Linked DNA regions of Homo sapiens: region 2 is linked to region 1. Evidence: chromatin loops called from intact Hi-C (ENCODE). Cell type or tissue: mesothelial cell of epicardium. All regions are shown on one strand. Each heading gives the region's core, and the rest is flanking DNA. Links, peaks and the distances in the headings are about the cores only.

What was found. A loop is a pair of places that touch in the nucleus more often than their neighbours do. Peaks named below come from ENCODE experiments on the same cell type or tissue, not always from the same donor. Only the 100,000 strongest peaks of a DNase experiment are listed, where the experiment ranks them.
Region 2: a loop joins it to region 1, with 7 times the contacts of the local background. A loop is called at or near these places in 2 of 110 quality-filtered maps.

The regions. Positions count from the first base shown.
Region 1 is chr1:186,231,626-186,239,986 of GRCh38, forward strand. No RefSeq gene overlaps it. Among named protein-coding and RNA genes, the nearest start is that of PRG4, 60 kb to the right of the region's middle. In mesothelial cell of epicardium, for the core only: no CTCF peak of the experiment used is centred there; no DNase peak of the experiment used is centred there.
Region 2 is chr1:185,730,507-185,738,867 of GRCh38, forward strand. It overlaps HMCN1 (hemicentin 1), which reads left to right and starts at 3,885. Exons shown (of 107, transcript NM_031935.3): 1 at 3,885-4,541. The coding sequence starts at 4,274. In mesothelial cell of epicardium, for the core only: no CTCF peak of the experiment used is centred there; DNase peaks (open chromatin) are centred at 3,465 and 3,905.

The DNA of each region.
Region 1 (8,361 bases), core at 44-8,043:
CTGATCCTTTGATCATGGCCTATCTCTTGGCCTTCCAGGAAAACACTTTCTGGTGTGAAGTGTACATGGGAGAGGGAAACTAGAACTGAAATGCGTGGAGAACAGACTGGTTTTGTAACTTACAAGAATATAGTGTGCTCTCTGTGTTTTCATTACAAGGCATGTCTCTATTTGGATGTCTCAAACCTCAAACAGATTCAAAATTTAGCTTATCATCTGTTTCCTACCTTTCCCATATCTACCTCCTTTTCTCCCTATTTTAGGGAATGACATCGCCATCTACCAATTTACCCAAGCTGTTCTGCCTTCCCTATCTTGCCTTACTCCTGCCTTTAGCCATGAGAAGAACATGCTACTGGTCCAAGAATGATGAGATACACAAACAGCAGATCCATATCCAACCTGTAGCACAGAGCCAAGCCCAGCCTGGATCAGACAACCCCTTTCAGCCTACCTGTCAACGTGGAATAGAGAAAAGTCAGTGTGACATGCCACTGACATTTTGTGGTTGTTTGCTGGGAAGCAGAAGCTAAAACATTCTCTAAATCAGATTTAATCTTCCTTCCCTCTGAGTCAGGAAAAGTCAAACTGAGTCATTATTGCTATTACCTTTGCAAAGCTCTTAGGAGTTTTATATGTCATGTCCAGAGCATTAGGGAAGTCCCTTTGGTGATCAGTCTACATATGTCACTGCTGGTAAATAATTTTTCATGAAAGCATGGTCCCCAATGGCAGATGACTTCACTGCTCCAATGCCAAATTTGTATACTAGAATCTTTTTTAAGGTTGAAAGCCTGACTCCCAGGGTCTGGCTTCCCTAGGAACAGCAGAGATAGGCTAGCTATTCTCTAATCCCATTCCTCTTCTTCCTGGACACAAAGACTATTCTCCACAGCCTCTGTTAGAGTTACATGTAACCATATGTATTAGGGTTCTCCAGAGAAACAGACCAATAGAAGACTATGCCTAAGGAGATTTATTGTAAGGAATTGACTCACATAATTATGAAGACTGGTAGGCCAACAAACTGCTGTAGAACCAGGAAGAGTCAACATCCCAGGTCAAAAACCACAAGTCTGGGAGAGCCAATGTTTCAGTTCAAAGGCTGGCAGGCAGGAGAATTCTCTCTCAGTAAGGGGAGGGTCAGTCATTCATTCTATTCAGGCCTTCAGCTGACTGAAAGACACACACACACACACACACACACACACACACACACACACTCCATGGAGGACAATCTGCTTTACTAAGTCTACCCACTTAAATGTTAATCTCATCCAAACCATCTTCATAGAAACATCCAGAATGATGTTTGACCAGATACCTAGGCATCCTGTGGCCCAGTCAAGTTGACACATAAAATTAATCATCATACCATATAACTGAATTCCAGCCAATGCAATGTAGGTAAAAGTGAGACATAGCAGTTTCAGGCTTGGCTGGTAGAAATCCCCATATGACCCTCCATGCTCTTAACCCACCTACTGGCTGGATGCAGGTGGGTATGCTGCTTTGTTAGGTATGTGTTGAAGACACTACATCCATGGGATGGAAAGAGCCTAGAGCCCCCAAATCACCACTCTCTGGACATCTTAGATGCTAAGAACAAACTCCTATGATGATGTTCGACTCATTTTACATTAAGCGTTTGTTACAGCAGCTAGCATTATCTTAACTAACATGCCAGGAATCATGACTTCATCTTTTAATTTTTCTCTCGCTGCACCATCTTGAGTTTTTCCACATTAATTCTGTTTTCTACTTTTTGTTTAATTACATGCCTGAGGTATATTCCTGTAGTATCTCTCCTTTATCTCAGTAGTTCCCAATCCAGAAAAAAAAATGCTTTAGCTGAAAATCCATAAATTTCACTCTGTACTTACTGTTGGTGTAATGTGTACAATTTCATATACGCCCTGATACTAAGCCACCCAGTCTTACTCTATGTAGCATTCACACATGATCTTGTTTATCTTTATTGTTTTTGCTTCCTTGCAAATATTGTGGAATTTTGTGGAACCTCAACAATATTTTCTATTTATTGGTATATGTTTATGGAAATCCAAAGGATGCACTACCCTTCTAAAAATAAACACCTGTTTTTTAATTTAAATTTTAGATTTAAGGGGTACATTGTTATAAGGATATACTGCATGATGCTGAGCTTTGGGCCTCTATTGATCCCATCACCAAGATAGTAAACATAGTACCCAATAGGAAGTTTTTCAGCCCATGCTCCACCTCTCTTGTTTTGGAATCCTCAGTGTCTATTGTTTCCATCTTTATGTCCATGTATATAAACATTTATTTTTAACAATACACTTAGTCACTTTTTATAAAACAGCATTGAATGGGTTATAAGAACAATTGTTTCCAGCCCCACTTTCCTCATCCCTTGGTTCATCTCCCCTTCAAACTACTTTTAACTTTTTCTAAGTTTTATAGTAATTATCTCAAATAAACATGCCTACACTTCTATTCCCTGATTTATCAGTTTTAGACACTATCTGTATTTCTGTTATAAGGATATGACCTTTTTGTTTTTTACATCAGGCCCAAACTCCTTTTGCCATGTATCCAATGTAATTTTATCATTTGTGTTTATGTTGTTATTTTACTTATACGTCGTTCACCTAAAAGCCAAGAAGTTTATTATGATTACACATACTTTCTTATAGAGCCTTTTTTGAGAAGGCCTTTTGTGTCTTGTAATATGTTCCTGATAATAATGCTCAATTTTCTCAAATGTTTCATCATATCAGGTATTCGAACCTGCTCCTTTTCTGAAAAATAACTCTCAGGAGCACTCCATTTTCCTGCTCTTGTCTGGGTTGAAAGGCTGATGCCTACCCAACTGCTACAAACTTCAGCACACATCCCTGGAACAGGCTCTCTGACCTTCCTGATGTGGTAACCTTGGCAAGCAGATAGCACAGTTAAGCGGAATGTCTTCTCTGCCAAGCAGTGGGTAAGAACAACCCCATTCCACATCTTCCTGATGAAGACTGAGTACTCCCTGATTTTTAAGAAATAGTTCCTGTTGGGAAAGACTCAGTGGAAGAAATAAACTGCTAAATGGCTATAAAAATAATTCCTAAGAATGTGCAAGCAATTTTGAAAGGAATGATCAGAGAACAAAAATCTTTGGGGAAAATATTAGATTGCATGTTACCAAATCACTGTTTGCCATCTATTTCTGTATATTCAACACAATCTATATATGTTGATATACCAAAGACTACTCACTGATCATTAAATAAGGCCTTTCTGAAAAGAAGACTGCCATTCCTAGTCACTCTTGTAGCTAAGCGTTTCCATGTGTCTGACTCTAGCCAATTGAATAAGGGAAGAAGTGATATATGCCACTTCCAGCACTGGCCAGAAAAGCTTCCATGATATCTTCCATGTTCTTTTCTGTTTCTAGCTGGATGGGAACGAATACAGCCCTCAGGGGAGCCTTGGAAGTCAAGTGATAAAGTGGTTGAAGTCATAAGATGGGAAAAAGCCAAGTACCTGGGTCCCAGTTTCAAAAAATGTTGTTTGACCAGTAGGATGACCAAGTTGTCCTGGTTTACCCAGAACTTCTCCAGTCTTAACACTGAAAATCTTGTATTCCAGGATACCCCTCCATTCTGGGCAACCCAGGATGGTTGGTTACTTCATCTACCAGGAATTGCAATAGTGTGTTCATAAGCTAGAAATAAGTTTTATTATAAGCCACTGAGATTTGGGGACTCATTTGTTACAGCAGCTAGTGTTCCTTTGACTAGTACCAACATGTCCGCATGTAGGGCAGTGTTTCACATTTAGCAATTTGAAACAAAGGAAAGAAGATATGTAACATACTTATGAGATTTCATGTCTGAAATTTTGATGCACTTTGTGTTTTTGCTGAATCATGATTCTGATGTTGTGCCAACACAGGGTGTTCATGAGTTAGAGTTTTAACTAGGACTTTGAATTTATTCTAATAGCTGTTCTGTATTTATAGAAAATCAGTTATATATATACTTTTAAACCTTAGCCTGATATCTACTCTATTTTTCATATCTAGGATATGTTAATATTCCAAGTATCCTTTCTCCCCCTCCCAACATATACATAAATATGTGCACAGTCACATGCATACATACGGCTGTAAACATATAGTATCTGGGGTGTCTGTTCATCCTAGCTGCTTCTTATCTATTCACAAAATGCAAATGCTTGAGCCTATACCTGTGGCAACAGCAGGTTTTCTACAAAGCCAGTCCATCACGCTCTAGGCTCCTATCTCCAGAGATTCCACAAATGCTTAAAAGAGTGTGAAAGACAGAAATCAGTCCTTCTTAGATCTCTCTTGATATACACAATGACGGCAGAGGGTCACCGGTTTTTATTAGAAATTAGCCTTTGTGAATCACATCTTAAAGTTTAGAAAGCCATGCAAAGCCCCCAACCCTGATAAAAGCCACAGCCATTGGAATAGCATAGTCATCTACAGAAGCCAATCTCTTTATGGTAGGCTACCTACAGCCCAGTGTTATGCTCAGTGGAGGGGCTCCCAGCCAAGCTGGCCAGGATCCTATGTTGAAAGTTCTTTATTTCCAGTTTCCCTATAAAGTTGTGGAAACTCTGGCTGTGGTAGATCTAGGATATATGACAGCAATGGAGTTGCCTTTTCATAACACATAAGGCAATCCAGCATGGAAGGAAGATGCCGGAAAGAAAAATATTTTACTCACCAGCAAAGCTGTTCACATATTTTGAGTCTGGAGCCCAATGGTAAAGACAGAATCCTATGCCTCAGCTGCTGCTATGAGTACCAGGACAGAGCTCTCTTCCCATGATGCTTTAGGAAAAGAATATCTCCAGCATTATGGACCTTTTCTCATTATTGGATCTGAGTACTCACTCTTGATATAGCCGCTATCAATGAGTTCACTTAGACAGTTCACCTACACAGTCACATGCCTGAACGTAACACTCCAGGAGAATTGGTTGGCATTAGATGTAACGTTTGCTACCCCTCAGAGTTGAACTACCAAATTTTAATAAATCCTCAAAACACAAGAGCCCTCAGAACTAAGGGAGCTATGCTCAGCGATTCCAAGGTGACTTCTGTCCTGCTCTACTCTAGTGGAGACCTCTAGTCCCACCACCTACAACTACATATAGAGAATATAGAAACATGAACATGATCTGTCTGCTTGGACAGAAAACATATAAGAAGTGTTGAGAATGCATGATGATTATTAGAAAAGGCACTGTTTGTTTTGTATATGGGTTCTTGGTTTGTATGAAGCACCTCGACCTTTCGTGAAAGTGAAAATTCAAGACAAACAGTTCCATTGAGACATCTACCTACTTTTGAGCAGGGTTGAAAGAACAACAGAATTGAATCACTCTAAGCGAAGAAGCAGAGTGTGTGAGGTCTAGGCAGAAGCAAGACAAGAGGAGTTCCGGAGGAGAAAAGTGTGTGACTCATTGGGCAGGCATCACATCTCTTATTCCTGACACCCTCTCACCCTAGGGTTGGGTGAGTCATTCCCAATGAGGAGATATACAAGCAACTCCCAGAAGAAGCCTCCATGGAATGACTCCTCAGGTCCCAGATGTCCTCCAGAGCAACAGAACCTATGAGTGGCTAAGGTCAACAGAAAGCAACAATGGACCCCAATAATCTGCAAGTGATGTTGAGGGTTCCTTAAGAAGGGCAGATAGAAAAAGGCAGAAACAAGACTATCTTCAACCAAGTTGCGTAGAAAAGTCTATAACTTCTGATATTCTTCAGACATTTGAGCTGAGTACCTGGAGGTGAAAGTCAAATAGAGGGAATCATTTGAAAGCATGAGCTCCAGAACCGCACAGACTGGGCTCAAATTCCAGCCCATCCCTTACCTCCTCTGTGCTCTGGGCAAGTTCCTTGATCTTCATGTAGAAGGAATCTTAATTCCTTCATCTATAAAATGAGAATAATAGTTCCTAAACTCATAAGACCAATTTTGAGGGTTAAAACGTAGTACATTCAAATAACTTAGAGTTCATGACACATAGTAAGTCCTCATTACCTTATCAGCTACTATATCATCATCATCATCATCATGAGGCCACTATGAGCAATGGCATCTATTTCCCAGCTTTCTGGGCCAGGAAGTTTACACAGCTTAAAAGGAAACAAGTGCTCAAGCCTGTAATCCCAGCACTTTGGGAGGCCGAGGCAGGTGGATCACCAGGTCAGGAGATCGAGACCATCCTGGCTAACACGATGAAACCCCGTCTCTACTAAAAATACAAAAAATTAGCTGGGCGTGGTGGCAGGTGCCTGTAGTCCCAGCTACTTGAGAGGCTGAGGCAGGAGAATGGCATGAACCCAGGAGGTGGAGCTTGCAGTGAGCCGAGATCGCACCACGGCACTCCAGCCTGGGCAACAGAGTGAGACTCCGTCTCAAAAAAAAAAAAAAAAAAAAAAAAAGGAAACAAGATGAATTGATTGAGACCTAGAAGACGGCTCACAAACTCAGGTCATCCTTAACATGGGCCTGTACAACCACAGCGCGAGGAAGACGTGAACACTTAGATTAGCAGCAATGGCAGGCAGGACATTCATCTCATTCACAGGCAATGTGTGACTGACACACAGGTGAGTCAATGTGTGTGGCAGGAGGGAACAAAATGAGTTGTGATACAAATGGAGAAGTGGAGGGGGGAAGGGTAGACAGCAAAACAAGAGGCAGGCAAGAAGTAGAAAGGAACACAGAAACTCATCTGGGCTCTGGACTCAACTGTGATATTCCACTGATATTTTTAACATATGGTAAGTCCTCATTCCCTATCAGCGACTATATATCATCATCACCATCCATTGACTTCCAGCATTTTCCTCCTGCGACTCCTTCTCAGGGTCCTATTAAATATTTTCATAACTACTTTGCTGTTAGACTCATCCTAAATACAAGGCAAGTCAATAACTCTACCCATTCTTTGTGTGATATATGTATTGTAATAAGGAATGTTATTAAAGGAATAACATCCTTCATGACCCAGAGACTTTCCCCAGCATCTACAAATTACACCACGCTCTATGAGCTCCTGCAAGAGTCTTGTTTGGCAAAACAAAAATCACAGGATACAAGCTCATGTGTAATTTTTAAATCATCTTCCTCTTCAGTAATAAAGTACAAAATGTTCCTCAATGTGCTGACATCCTCTAGATGACCATGGAGATCATGGAAGGAGTGGAAGAGGGAGCTTGAATTTTCCACAAAATTAAAATTCATTAAAATTCATTAAGGTTGTTAAGCTAAGAAATCATACAGGGATAAGGGACGCCTTCTTGATGGAAGTCCTTGTTTCAAATATTCAATAAAATGCTAACCTTATTTTCCCTATGCTTTATGAAATTTTTTTTACAATTTGATTTTAAAAAAAGAAAAAACAGAAAGTGTAAGTTATCTAAGTACAGATGAGGGGAATGGCTTTTTCCTTCATATTTGCCTTCATGAATAGGTGGCTATATGTTTTTGTTATCATCCTATAAGAAGTGAATTATATATGTCTGTGAGCTGTTACTCTAAAAGAAAAATAAAAAACATTCTTCAAGTGTAGGGCCAAAGACACTAACAGTTTTCACCACCAACAATCCAACCACTGATTTATTTAATATAATTAAGGCTTCAGTTACCCAGTAAGAGCCAAAGAATATTTGCTTTCCTCTAAAATGCCTCTTCTATGATCCCAAGAGGTCCACAGGGTCTCCCAGAAATATGTTTTTTCTCCATAGCCAAGTATTTTGCCACATGTGTTTGTTATGATTGGCTGAGCCTGTGGTGACCACTATTTAATTAGGGCAAGATTGAACCTCCTCAGAGAAGATGTGTCTCATGTTTTTAAGATCTGGCCATCTGAGAGTGCCCTCACACATACAAACCAAGGAAGCCACAATTCTTTTAGTGAAACAGATTTCTCTTCATGTAAGGAGTGGACAATGTTAATATTCTCAAGTAATATATTGGTACAAATAATTTCAAAACTCAGGACATCTGTTTTTGAAAATGAAAAAATGTATTTTTTACTATTATATTTCTGTGTATTTTCAGATGACAAGATTTCATCATGGGTACATTTAACTATGACTTCTAGTTCAAGACATTTGATAAAAATGTGTCAAATTAAATAACTCATAATTTTCATCCTAATGTGAATTCCCTCCAGGCATATTTTTATAATTGTCTCCATTTAAAAAAAGTTTCCTCAGAATTGTTTTCTTTGCCTTGCATTCTATTTTATACCTTTTCATAAATGAGGAAGGTATATTGTATGCTCTCCTCCTATAATTCTTGTGTTATATGTAGCAGAATCATAACAAAATTATCATCCTCA
Region 2 (8,361 bases), core at 278-8,277, 500 kb before region 1:
TAAAAGACCTAAAAGCAATCAACTTGATAATGTACTCTTATATTGGCTATCCTTTCTTCCTTACTTCATTACCTCTACCCCTCATACCTGTACCCTGGGGTCACATTCCAGACCATCTCTAGTCAGACTAGAAAACCCCATGATTCATAGAGTACTGGGCAGAGTATACAGAAGGGCCTTTTCTCAGTAGTGGAAATACTTAGCCATAGACTGAATACTGCTTTGGTTTCACCTAACAATTTTTAAAAGAAAGCCCTAAGAGGATCAAACTGTTTCTAAGCAACTTAATTCTGTCCCAGAATAAAGTCCTAGCGTATTGATAGGAATACAGAGATATCCTTGTTATCCTAACAAGGTTAAAATTCACAGTGTCTGATAGGTAGTCAAGGATTATGAGGCTTGAAAAGACGCAAGAAAATACAATCCATAACAAGTAGGAGTACTGACCAATTGAAACTGATCCAGAACTGACACAGATATTAAAATGACCAAATGCACACATTGAAGTTATTATAACTGTGTTCTATTTATACACTTAAAAGGAGAAAAGGAAGACATAAAAAAGATCCAAATTAAACGTCAAGAGTTGAAAACTACAATGCCTGAGATGAAAAATATATTGGATGAGGCAATTGGCAGATTGAATAGGGAGAAGTCAAGGTTAACGAACTTGAAGAAATAGTTATGGAAACTATAAAAAATGAAGCATAGTGACAAAAGAAAAAAATAATTTTTTTAAAATTAAGAGAGCATCAGTGAACTGTGGAAGAACTTTAAGTAGCTTCATATATGTGTTAATTGGGGCCCCTAAAGGAAAGGAGGTTGAAGACAGAAAAAATAATGGCCCCAAATGTCCAAATTTGATGAAAACAGATGGAAGAAGTACAAGAAATATGAGGGCAGCCACATCAATGCACATCATAATCAAACTGCTCAAAAACAGTAACAATAAAAAAACTCTTAAAAACATACATGGTTTATATAGAACAAGTAAGTACAAAGATGATAGAGATTATCTTTTTATTGGAAACAATACAAGCAAGAAGACAAATGAAAGTACTGAAAGAAAAACAAAAAACCTGTCTACCTAGAATTCTTTACTCAGCAAAAAAAAAAAGAAAAAACTCTTTGAAAAACAAAAGTGAAATAAAAACTTTTCCAGACATACAAAAGTGAAAGAATTTGTCTCTAGTCGAACTGCATTACTGAAATTATTAAAGAAAGTCTCTTAGTGAGAAGGAAAGTGATATCAGATGGGAATCTGGATCTACACAAAGAAATGAACAGCACAAAAAATGGTAACTACCTGGGTAAATATGCTACATTTTTCTTATTTAGATTCATTAAAAGATAACTGACTCCTTATGCAAAAAAATCAATATAATGTGGGATTTAAAATATAGTAATATGCAATAAAAATGGATGACAAAAATAGTAAAAAAGTCAGGAGGGGAGAAATGGAAGTATACTAATCTAAGGTTCTTATACATGAAGTGGTATAACACTACATGAAGAAAGGCTGGTAAATTAAAGATGTATACTATAAACTGTAAAGCAACCACTAAAAGAGTTTTAGCTAATAAGCTAGCAATGGAAATAAAATGGAATCATAAAATATTCAAAAAGAAGGCAAAAAAAAAAAAAAGGAACAAAGAATAGATGGAAGAAATAGAAAACACATAGCATGGTGGCAGATTTAAACTCAACCATATCCATAATCACATTGAGTGTAAAACATCTAAGAGCACAAATGAAAAGGCAGAGATTATTAGCCTGGATGAAAAAGCAAGACCCAATTTTAGGGTGACTACCTAAAATATACTTTAAATATAAAGAAAAAAATAAGTTAAAGGTGAAAGGATAGAAAATGATACACCATGCAACACTAATCAAAAGAAAGTTGCAGTGTTAATATCAGACAAAGTATATTTTGGAACAAATAATACTACCAGGGACAATGAAGGCAACTTCATAATGATAAAGGCGTCAATTCATGTCCATTATGTCAAAAGGACATAATAATCCTATGTGCTTATGTAACTAACCACAGAGCTTCAAATACATGAAGCTAAAACTCATAGAACTGCAAGAAGAAATACACAAATCCACAATTGTCGTCAGATATTTCAATACCACTCTCAAAAACTGATAGAACAAATAGGCAGAAATCAGTAAGGATATAGAAGATTGGAACATTATTAAACAACTTGACCTAATTAACATTTATAGAACATTCCACCCAACAGCATTCTTTTCAAGTGCACATGGAACATTTATAGATCATTTAATCCTTATTAGGTGGGTGCTATCATTATTCCCATTTACAGCTGAGTAAACACAGGTCTGAAAAAGTTTGGTAACCTTCTTGAAGGTCACACAGTTAAATGTCACAGCTGGGCTTTCAACCCAGGGTATCTGACCCAGAACTCTTAATCACTAGGCTCTGTGGCCTCCCTTGAGCACCTGGAATAGCTCAGGTCTCTAAGACTTAGAATGAAATCCTTTTTAAATAAACAACGGAATGGGAGACTCAAATAGCATTCTCTAAATACTGCTTGAGAAGGAAGTACCTTCCCCCTTTCCTCTCATATTCCCACTCAGCCCAAATGGCCTGTCTGCTTCCTTTAAGTGACATGACTTATAGGTATCATAAACTCGGGTTCCACAGCCGCTGGGACTGAAAGAGAAGACAGTTGTAGATTACAAAAGGTTGGTGGGAGCTAACTCTTCCTCAGGCTGCATCTCCGTTGGGTGGGCGGTCTAATATACATCCAAACAGAGATCAAGATGCCTGTTTGCCCCTCTTTAAATGCTGGGATCTGGACAACAACTCCTTTTCCAGGAAGGAAATGCGTTTTTATTAAAATGACATAAAGAATCCTTAGTTCATGGTAGACTTTCTTTGCTTATCCTCTTATCTCTGTTATTAGTACTATAACGTATATAGCAATCACAACACGGAAAAACGTTGGCATGTCTTCCAGGGTGAGGTTTCCTTCTTGACTGGCAAGAAAATGCCATAGAGGGGAGCACCTTTCCAATAGATCTTTGGCTGAGACCTGAGGCATGACTGTTCCAGGGGAGGAAATCTGAAACGGGGATATTATTCTGCCTTACTATGCTGAGCGTAGGATTCAAACTGCTCAGCAAATGTGAATCTTGATAATACAATTAAAAAATCAATTTTCTCTTTAATATGAATTTTATGTCTCATCTTTCCCCACACCTCTCTCGCCCCTCCTCCTTGTCCTTTCTACGGGGCTTCCATCCTGTATTCACATTCCCCTCTACAGTTAGTGACTACCTAGTTCTTGTCTCTCATTTCCCTCAGCAGCCCCTTTCCTCTTCCTGGGCTTCTTGCCCCTTCAGCGTTGTCCTCCCTTCCTTCCCTGCAGTCCAGAGTCTCAGAGGAGATCAAAGAGCGATAGTGTGGCTGCCTCGCAGCTGAGAGAATTTTCCAGCTCCCCCTCCTGGCTGGGCCGAGTTGTGGGCTGAGAGGCAGGAGGCTGGGCTGGGGCGTCTTGACTTTTGGGGGGAATTAGGAAAGAGGTGTCTAAAGCCGCGTTGTACACAATAGAAAAACAAAATTCCCTTTGTGCTAGTGTGGTGTCCCTCGGTTTGGGTCTTTGCCACACATTCTTGAAAGCCATTGTTTACACTAGCGTTTTGCAGGTTAGGAACGGTGCCGGTGGGAACCGAGCTGACACCGTAAGCGCTTCCCTGGGACTGAATTGACCCTACAATCAGTGGAGGGAAAAGTCACCCTCCGGGGGGGCCTCCAGAGCAAAGGAGGGAGGACGGCAACTGGCCAATCAGGAGGCGAGGCCGAGCCAGGCTTCCCCTCGTCGCTCGTGAGCTGCAAACAGTGGAAAGTTGGGAACCTCAGTCGCTGGCCCAGGCGGAGAGCAGCGGCGGCGGCGAGGGCAGCGGGATTCGGGCCGCGGCGCCGCAGGCTCAGAGCTGCCCCCGGGGCATGGACCCGACGCGCCGCCCGCACTCCGCCACAGGCTGTCCAGGGCCCGCGGGCAGATAGCAGTCCAGGAGGAAGCCGCATCCAGACAAAAGCTGCCGCATCCCTGCCCTGCCCAACCCCTGGAGGGATTCGAGTTTGGTGCTTGTCCCCGTCTGATTCTCAGCGCCAAACTTTTTGCTAGTTCAGAGATTCCAAGAGTCTGATGAGTTACTCTGAGAGGAAACCCTCTGCCTGTTGTTGAGGAGGACTGAGCACAGTGCTTAGGCGCTGAGGGGGAAAAAGAGGGGGAAAAAAAAGAAAATGATTTCCTGGGAAGTTGTCCATACAGTATTCCTGTTTGCTCTTCTTTATTCTTCCCTAGCTCAAGATGCGAGCCCCCAGTCAGAGATCAGAGCTGAGGAAATTCCCGAGGGGGCCTCCACGTTGGCTTTTGTGTTTGATGTGACTGGTTCTATGTATGATGATTTAGTTCAGGTGATTGAAGGGGCTTCCAAAATTTTGGAGACGTCTTTGAAAAGACCTAAAAGACCTCTTTTCAACTTTGCGTTGGTGCCTTTCCATGATCCAGGTAAGGGAAATATTTATACTTTGTCTTTGCTATGTCTCATGATTACATTATTTCTCATGCTGTGAATGAAATTGTTTGTCAGGAAGTTTCAAAACCATTTTAAAAAAATGTGCAGCTGAAAATAGTTGTAACAAAGAATTACTTGCTGGCGTCTGGGTTTGCTCATTGATACCTACTTAAGTCTCAGCCCTGGTGGAGATGGCTTGTTTAGGGAACTTGTACTGTGGTCCTCAAACCTGGAAATGTGGAGTTACGAAAAACAAAACCAAAAATCTTGGGCAACGACATCAAAATCACTTAACTCACTTAGATTTTAGAACTAAAGCATGTTTAATTACGAAGGCAGACTTGGACACGAATTTATAGCAGCGAAGCTCTAGGGGCTAACATCCAGATTGAAAGCACACTCTGAGGGTAACTCTCATTTAAGAGGGGAAAAAACCTGTTGTGTGAGACACAAGGAAGCCTGTAAGTAGTAACTACTAGTGGAACTGAAGACATGAAAAGAAAAGAGAGAAACCAATCATTTCTTAACTGAATCTATTCATCTTTGCACCAGGGCATCATTAGATAGGTTCACAGATGGGTATAAACATTACATCCATGTCTCCTGCGGTAGAATTGCTTGTAATTCGGAATGTCTGTGCTTTTTAAAGGTAGTTGAAGTGAAATAACTTCATTTTTGCCCTAAAGCCGTAGGTTTCAGCAGCTCCACTGTAATATGATCCTATTTACTTTTTTCAGTTTCTCTTTAAAGTAGCACCTCTCTGTGAGGCTTATAGGAGCCCCCATTGCCATAGCTGAGGGTAGCCTTGCAAGGGAAACCCTGGGGCTGGCAGTCTAATGTCCACCTGAGTTTCATTAGCACAAGTTGCTGCCCAGTTGAAGAAATGAAGCAGTGATTTCTTAACAGTCCTCCCCCACTGTTCTCCCACACTTTTCCTGCTTTTGAAATTCTCCCTTCACTAGAAGAACTTGACACAACCTCTTCACAACGAGAGTGTGATATCGGCAATCTGAAATTCCTTCCTGTGCATTTAGCAAAAGTATATAAGTTCAAATTATTGGTAGGTATTAAATATGGCAGGTTTTAACTATTAAACAATGGCACTGGGAGAAATTTAAAGATATATAGAACTCTCGGATTTTCATGCTCTTCACATGATGAAAACAATCTGTACTACTCTTCTGGGATATGTAATATATATATACACACACATACACATACATACATTACATATATGTAATTACATATATTTGTAATTTCTACATTGGTTAAACATGAATATTATTTATATTTGAATAAAGAATTGAATGATTATTTACTGTGTTTACTGTCTTAGACACTTCATATGTTGTGATTTTCAATGTATTAAATGTCAAGATGCCAACTGTGATGCAGTTTGAGGTTTTTGTTATTTCGGAATACCTTGAGTATGTTTCTTCTAGATGGATGAGTCTGAAGTTAGCTAAAAAATGAAGTGAAATTTTGTTTTTTCTCTAACACCACGATTTGCTTTTCACCAAAGAACTCTTATGAAATTATATTGCTGTAAACAGAATACAAAAATTGCCTCAAGTTATACATGGATACCGGACTATCCTGATATTTTGAAGTGATATGAAAACTTATTGGAATGAATTGTATTGTGGTGCCCTGCCTTTCAATTGTTACCAAATGGGAGAGTTTGCTCTTTGCTGTAGTTGACTTTCCTGTAGTTTAGCAATCATGATTTAAAGTTGGGGAAACTTGACATGCTAATAACAGATGACTGAATAAGTTAGAGCTTTTCTGAATCCAGTAATATGAGAAAATGGTTAACTAATTTAAATTGGTTTCATAAACTTAATTGTGTGTATAATTCAACAGAATTATTAATTCTGTTTACATTGTGATTCAAAGTAGAAGTGGCCAAATATTCATGTTATCTAAAGCTATTTAAAATATTTTTGAAAATAAAGAGAGAAATTGAAGTTTAAACATACTGTTAACTTTAGTATTCACTTTACTAGATTGTAGTACTTTATTTGTGTGATATTTTTCCTCTGTAGGTGTGTGTGTATAATCATTAAGAGTTTTTGGCCTCTTTGTAGTTTTTTTGTTGTTGTTTATTTTTTTTTTTTTGAAACAGGGTCTCACTCTGGCACCCAGGCTGGAGTGCAGTAGCACTATCATGGCTCACTGCAGACTCAACCTCCTAGGCTCAAGCAGTCCTCTCACTTCAGCCTCCCGAGTAGCTGGGACAACAGGCACATGCCACATCTGACTAATTATTTTTTTCATAGAGACAGGGGTTCCACTATGTTGCCCGGGCTAGTCTTGAACTCCTGGCCTCAAGTGATTGTGCTGCCTTGGCCTCCCAAAGTGCTGGGATTACAGGCAGGAGCATCTTGGAATGACAGGAAGGACCTTAAATGGGAATTGGCTGTCTTAGTGAGTGACATTAGAAAACTATATTTACTTTCTGAATCTTAGTATCCTCAACTATATAAATTGAGAGAATTCTATGTGAATATCTCTTAAGGTCTCTTCTAATGTGACAGTTAATGACTCTTTTACATATGGTTGTTTTCATAGTGCCTAACACATATTCCTATGGTTGGGTGACACAACCAACATGGAAAGAAATAATGTATAGAATTTAATATGATTATATTAATAATCTTGAATGTTTATAAGCCCTTTGACATCTATCGCATTTAGCTAGATGAAATAATGGATGAATTCTGGGATATATTCTATGTCTTTTGATATAAACCTTTAGATATTTGCAGATGATTGCTTTGGAGCCCTGCATTACAGTTTGGGGCAAGGTGTGTATTTGCAGATGGAGTAAATTTAAAACACATGGAACACATAGGTAGTGGAGGCAGGGTGTCTAACAAGTTGAAAATGAGATAAGACCATTCAGAATATGTGCATGTAAGAAGCGCTGTGTTGAACTAGCAGCACATGTGTCTAGAGTAGGAGGAGGTACCAGAGATGAACGGGGGTCATGGAAAGGCGAGCCAACCTTTTGATTTTGATGTTAACGGTGGTTAAGATGGATTTTCCACTTTCACAATCACACTTAATGTATTTATTTTTAATGGTTTTATTGAGATGTAATCCCCTTACCATACAATTCATCCACTTAAAGTGTACAATTTGATGCTTTTCAGTATATTCACAGATAGGTGCAAATGTTGCCACAGTCCATTGTAGAACATCTTCATTACCTCAAAAACAAATCCTGCACCCTTCAGCTTTCAGTCTCCTATACCCCAATCATCTTCCCCTCAGTCCTAAGCAGCCACTAATCTATTTTTTTGCTTCTATAGATTTTTCTGTTCTGGACTTTTATACAAGTAGAGTCATATTCTATAAGGTCTTTCATGACTGGCTTCTTTCACTTTAGCATAACATTTTCAAGGTTCATCCATGTTGTAGCATGTATTAGTACTTCATTCCTCTTTTTATGGCCAAATAATATTCCATTGTATGATATACCACATTTTGTTTATCTGTTAGTCCATGATGGATATACCTGGCAGTGGAATTGCTGGGTCATAGTAACTCTATGTTTAACTGTTTGAGAAACTGCCAAGCTGTTTTCCAAAGCAGCTGTACCATTTTATATTCCCACCAGCGCTGTGTGAGGGTTCCGATTTCTTTCCAACCTCCTCAATACACTACTATTATTATTATTTGAAAATTTCAAAAGTTCTTTATTATAGCACATAGATTTATAAAGCTCTTCTTAGAGTTAAAATAATTCAAAAAATAGAAAGTAAACTCATTCTGGAGATTATTTTCTTTATGTAGCATACAACTTCTTTT